Linked DNA regions of Homo sapiens: region 2 is linked to region 1. A link is a contact called in ENCODE POLR2A ChIA-PET data. All regions are on one chromosome and are shown on one strand. The core of a region is the stretch at or near the end of the contact, and the rest is flanking DNA. Distances in the headings are between cores, read along the strand shown.

The links. ChIA-PET counts read pairs that join two places held with the same protein, here RNA polymerase II (POLR2A).
Region 2: POLR2A ChIA-PET joins it to region 1 with 13 read pairs in activated T-cell. The contact joins the enhancer-like site here to the promoter of CEBPZ in region 1. POLR2A ChIA-PET finds 5 or more read pairs at or near these places in 2 of 52 experiments (activated T-cell and endothelial cell of umbilical vein).

The regions. Positions count from the first base shown.
Region 1 is chr2:37,230,210-37,232,909 of GRCh38, forward strand. It overlaps CEBPZ (CCAAT enhancer binding protein zeta), which reads right to left and starts at 1,387. Exons shown (of 16, transcript NM_005760.3): 1 at 1,203-1,387. The coding sequence starts at 1,358. It overlaps NDUFAF7 (NADH:ubiquinone oxidoreductase complex assembly factor 7), which reads left to right and starts at 1,449. Exons shown (of 10, transcript NM_144736.5): 1 at 1,449-1,551; 2 at 1,897-2,057. The coding sequence starts at 1,497. RefSeq lists enhancers at 732-1,931, 889-1,338.
Region 2 is chr2:38,692,551-38,695,250 of GRCh38, forward strand. All of the region lies in intron 4 of GALM (galactose mutarotase), which reads left to right. The region is part of intron 2 of LOC124905993 (a long non-coding RNA gene); the gene reads right to left. Among named protein-coding and RNA genes, the nearest start is that of GALM, 28 kb to the left of the region's middle. RefSeq lists a silencer at 177-471. Within about 2 kb of position 1,266, at least 10 of the 41 ENCODE cell types and tissues checked have a DNase peak (open chromatin) inside an H3K27ac peak, as active enhancers do.

The DNA of each region.
Region 1 (2,700 bases), core at 137-2,636:
AGACAGAAAAGAAAGCAAAATGTAGAGATAGGTGTATATATATGGTACCATTTATGTAAAAAAGATACACCCGTATTTCATACACATAAATGAGTATGTATATGCTTGAAAAGGTATATAGTATCCCTGAAAGATATAAAATGCAGTTGTAAAAATAATTGCTTCCTATCAGGGCAATGGTTATGGCTGAGATAAAAGTGGAAACAATTTGACTTCACTATGTATCTTTTAAAGTTTGCACCACGTGTTTCATGTGTATATATTACCTATTCAAAACTTAAATATACACAAGCACAGAGCAAACTGTGAATCTGCCTATCTCTAACTAACTCCTCCACCTTGAAAGTCCAGTCTCCAAACAAAATAATATTAAAAACAAAGTTAATTTCTGTTCCTTATCTGCTTAAAATCTTCCAGTGGTTTTGCATCAAACTCAGAGCAAAAGCCTGCCCTCTGACCCCTCGGCCCTCCTTTCTTACTATTCTCCCCTTAACTCACTCTGCCTCTGCTACACTGGCATTTTGGCTGCTCATGGAATAGGTTAGGCACTCTTCTGCCTGTCTTTGCATTTGCTGTTCCAACTGACTGGAATGGCAGCTCACTCCTTCCTGTCCTTTAGGATTCTGCTCAAACATTTCCGTGATGTGTTTGTCGATCATCTCATTTAATACTAACGCGCTCCCACTCCTTATCGTCCTTCCTTGTTTTATTTTCTTTTATAGCACTACCCCGCGTCTGCTGTACTATGTGTTTAAAAGTTTGTTTACTGTTTCTCTCCCTTAATTAGGATGCTCCAAAAAAGAGGGCTTCTGGGGCATACAGTGACACGTGCATGTACTCTATGAGAACAGAAATGAAAATTCCAATACCACTGGTGTTCAAAACACTCATACCACAAGGTCAGGACCAAGAAAAGCCACTCTCCGACCTGATGGTGTGATGGTTATACCACGTCAATAAAATCAGAAGATCGCCTACATCCTAAGAATAGCCAGAGAATACAACGTTCAATTCGAAACTTTTCTTTTGTAAACAGCAGTGGAAACCGGCGTGGGAAGCGCACCGAACACATGCTTCAGAGGCTGGGATCTCGGTCCTGGACGCCCGCGCTCTACGCAGCGCGGAAGCGGCGGGGCAGTCAGCCTAGCCACCTTCGGAACTCTCCACGCCTGATCCCGTTCCCCGGAGCCCGCGGCCGTTACCTTGGTGCCTCCGAGCCGTAACACTTCCTCCAGGGAGAACCCATTCTCGGCTTCACTAGTATTATCCTCATCCTCCTCGTCCGGATCTTCTACTGCCTCCTCGGGGCGCCAAGGCCGCTTGGCATGGAACTCCAAAGGCTCCTTGACTGCGGCCATGGCGGGCAAAGCATACGCGCGTGAAACTCAGCCTATTTCCGCTCTGCCAGTGGCGTAATTCCTGTCGGGGCGTGTCTTCTCCCGGAAATGGTCTAAGCCCCAGCTCCTGGCGGAGCGAGCTAGCCTGCGAATTTCAGCATGAGTGTACTGCTGAGGTCAGGTTTGGGGCCGTTGTGTGCCGTGGCGCGCGCAGGTAAGCGTCAGTCCCCTCGAAGCCCGGTTGCCGTGGAAGCCGCGTGGGGCGCCTTCCTCAGCTCTTCAGTTGAGGGTACCGGGGGATCAAGGGCTCGGGGGCTCACTTCCACCTTGAAGGTACCCTGGGCTGGAAACGGGTCCGGTACAAACGCAATAGGGCTGCGTAGTCGTGGGCAAGTGGGTGCTGTCTCTGCGCCCCGTGGGCGTGCTAAGCACAGTAGCCCGCGGTCTGCGGTGGGGCGAGGTTAAGGGTTCACGAAGCTGTTTTGAAAACGCTCAGGCGGCTTGCGCTCGTGAATGGTCAGATTTATCATGGGGTCTGTTTAATTTGTGTTTTTCGCAGCCATTCCTTTTATTTGGAGAGGGAAATACTTCAGCTCCGGGAATGAGCCTGCAGAAAACCCGGTGACGCCGATGCTGCGGCATCTTATGTACAAAATAAAGTCTACTGGTCCCATCACTGTGGCCGAGTACATGAAGGAGGTGTTGACTAATCCAGCCAAGGTATGGGTCGGGTAGCCCGAGGACTAGGCCCTCTCTAGCCGATTTGCGAGGTGCAAGCCAGGAGGGAGAAGCCCGAAGGTTCTCAGCCCAGGCAGTGGGGGTGCCTGCCAGGGGAAGAGCCATTTCTGAGGACCTGGGGACAGATAATTTGTCAGTTGGTCAGGGCTGGCTCACGTCAGAGGCAGTGCCAGTAAAGAGGAGAGGACACGGTCCAAGGGTGTTTAGGAGACAGAATGTAGCTGATTGGATTTATGATGCGGGAAGGATGACTTTCCTACTTGGCTGATGGTGGGTGGTGTGGATTCATTGCTTTGGGAGAAGGAATACGGGAGGAAGGATGGAGAGTTCAGGCTGGTATATGAATTTGAAGTGTGTGGGACTCTTAGGTAGAAATCTCCAACAGGCAGCTGGAAATAGGAATTACTGCCTGGAAAGTCGTCTGTGTTGGAATGGCTTCAGCTGGCATTGGAGACATGTGCTGGGTTTTCTCACATGTGCAGTTGAGAATGCAGTCTGGGTCGTCTTCACTGTTCTAGGATTAGGCACAGTCACAGCTTTCTGACCCACGTTTCCTTGTCTGTTCTACAGAGCCATTTGGTGAAAGCCTATAGTCCTTTATTTTAGAATATTTCATCTTTTGCTG
Region 2 (2,700 bases), core at 16-2,515, 1.5 Mb after region 1:
TCATCTGACTCTTAACACTGATCAAAAGCCCATGAGCTTAATTTTGAAAGAAATCCAAAAGGCTTGCCCATCATTTGATCACTCAGAAGTGCTGCTGGGCTCTCTAGGAGTTGGCAGTCTATGGGAAGGGTCAGCCAGAATTGTGTCCATTAATCTGGAAAATATCAGGATAGACATAACTAGGAGACTTGGCACAGAGGGCAGGCACTGCTGAGGGGGCTTCCAGATAGAGGAAATGAGAGTTAAATAAAACCTGGAAGGGAAAGTGGAAGTTTGCCAGGGAGTGAGGAGGAGAAAGGTGTTCCAGATAAAGATGAACAAGCGTGGGCGGTGCAAGAAATAGCAGGACTAGCCCAGGGAAGTGCTGTGCTTTTGAAGCAAAGCATTTGGGGCATAATTTTAGTGGCAGAGAGTGGATGGGCCTGGAGAGGTTGATTGGGGCCATGTCAGATCTGTACCAGGCTCTGTGGAACTGCAATCCCTAGGGTGGCCCTGGGTGGCCCCAGGCTGGCCTGGAGCTCAAGGCCGATCCACATAGCTGACTCACAGGTGTGCCTGAGTCCAGTCTCAAACTTCAGCGTGTTCTGCCAGAGCTGGACTGAACCACAAGGCCACTTTCCTGAGACGTGCTACAAGAACCTGTTAGACCAGGTCGGGTGCAGTGGCTAATGCCTGTAATCCCAGCAATTTGGGAGGCCGAGGTGGGCAAATTACTTGAGATCAGGAGTTCGAGACCAGCCTGGCTAACATGGTGAAACCCTGTCTCTACTAAAAATTCAAAAATTAGCTGGGTGTGATGGTAGGCGCCTGTAATCCCAGTTACTTGGGAGGCTGAGGCAGGAGAATCGCTTGAACCCAGAAGGCAGAGGTTGCAGTGAGCCCAGATCACGCCACTTTACTCCAGCCTGGGAAACAGAGCGAGACTCTGCTTCCAAAAAAAAAAAAAAAAGAGAGAGAGAAAATAACCTGTTAGACCAGCCATACTCCATTAAGACTTCTCAAAATAAATATGCACTATCTACCGACTGTGGTTTTGTTGAATTGAGAAAAAGAAGATACTGATTATCTGTGAGATAAGGTGAAGCTTTATGATAATAATAGCTAGTATTTCAGGGAGGACTTTATAAATAATTCATACCACAAGCCTGTAAGGTAGGTTCTGTTCATTTTTCTTATTTAACAGATGTGAAAACTATAGAACAAGGAGTTAAAGTACCTTACAGAGGATGACCCAGTTAACAAGTTGGGGAAAGCCGGGATTCACACCAAGGTAGTCTGGTATTAGAACTCAGGCTCTTAAGTAGACCTGCACTCTACAGATCTTACAATGTGGTTAGATGTCAAGAAGGTTTGGTGCCAGGCACAGTGGCTCACACCTTTAATCCCAGCACTTTGGGAGACCAAAGATTGGTTGAGCCCAGGAGTTCAAGAGCAGCCTGGGCAACATAGGGAGACCCTGTTAATACAAAACATTTTTTTGAATTAGCCAGGAGTGTTGGTGCATGCCTGTGGTCCCAGCTATTTGGGAGGCTGAGGTAAGACAATTGCTTGAGCCCAGGAGGTCAAGGCTGCAGTGAGCTGTGATTGTGCCACTGCACTTCAATGTGGGTGAAGAGCAAGACCCTGTCTCAAAAAAAAAGAAGAAGATTTGGGAGGTAGGGGAGAGGCAGAAAGGAGTGAGGAAAGAAAGAAAAGAAAAGTAAATTAATTTCTTTACTATATAAATACCCAAGTGCAACATATAGTCAATAAATGAGAAGTAAGCCAAAACAAAGAACAGACTTTTGCCAGCTGTCAATCCTCAGCTCTTTTGCCACCTTTTGTACAGGGAGCCTCCCCAGTCCTCTCACTGTCTCCTCCTTGTTCCTTCCTCCCTTCAATTTATTTCTACTTTTCTGCAAAGAAAACAGGAAACCAAGTTTGTTTAAATTAAATATAAGAAAGGGAGAGAGAGAAAGAGGAAGGAAGGAAAGGAAAAAGGGAAGGAGGGAGAGGTTTTCTTGAAATTAAAGAGCATGAATTTAAGTGTCTGGCCTTGTCAGTCTGACAAGAAAGGGAAAGTCAGGCTGGGCGCAGTGGCTCAAGCCTGTAATCCCAGCACTCTGGGAGGCCGAGGCGGATGGATCACGAGGTCAGGAGATCGAGACCATCATGGCTAACATGGTAAAACCCCGTCTCTACTAAAAATACAAAAAAATTAGCCAGGCGTGGTGGCAGGCGCCTATAGTCCCAGCTACTCGGCAGGCTGAGGCAGGAGAATGGCGTGAACCCGGGAGGTGGAGGTTGCAGTGAGCCAAGATCGGGCCACTACACTCCAGCCTGGGCAACAGAGCAAGACTCCGTCTCAAAAAAAAAAAAAAAACAAAAAAAGAAAGGGAAAGTCAAGGGAAAGTCACCTCAGGTGTCATTGTTCTGTTGCAGCATATGGTGTTCCTGACAGATCCCTTGTCTTTCTGGTTCTTGGTTTTCTCATATGCAGAATCTTGTTATGAACAAGTTGTGTTGAAAGTTCACATTCTTTAAGTATGTATGTTGGTCATCTCTGTTGAAAATGATAGAAAAATCACCTTCGGTAGAAAATTTACAAACAGGCCGGGTGCAGTGTCTCATGCTTGTAATCCCAGCACTTCAGGAGGTGGAGGCGGTTGGATTTTTGAGCCCAAGACTTTGAGACCAGCCTTGGCAACACAGTGAAACCCC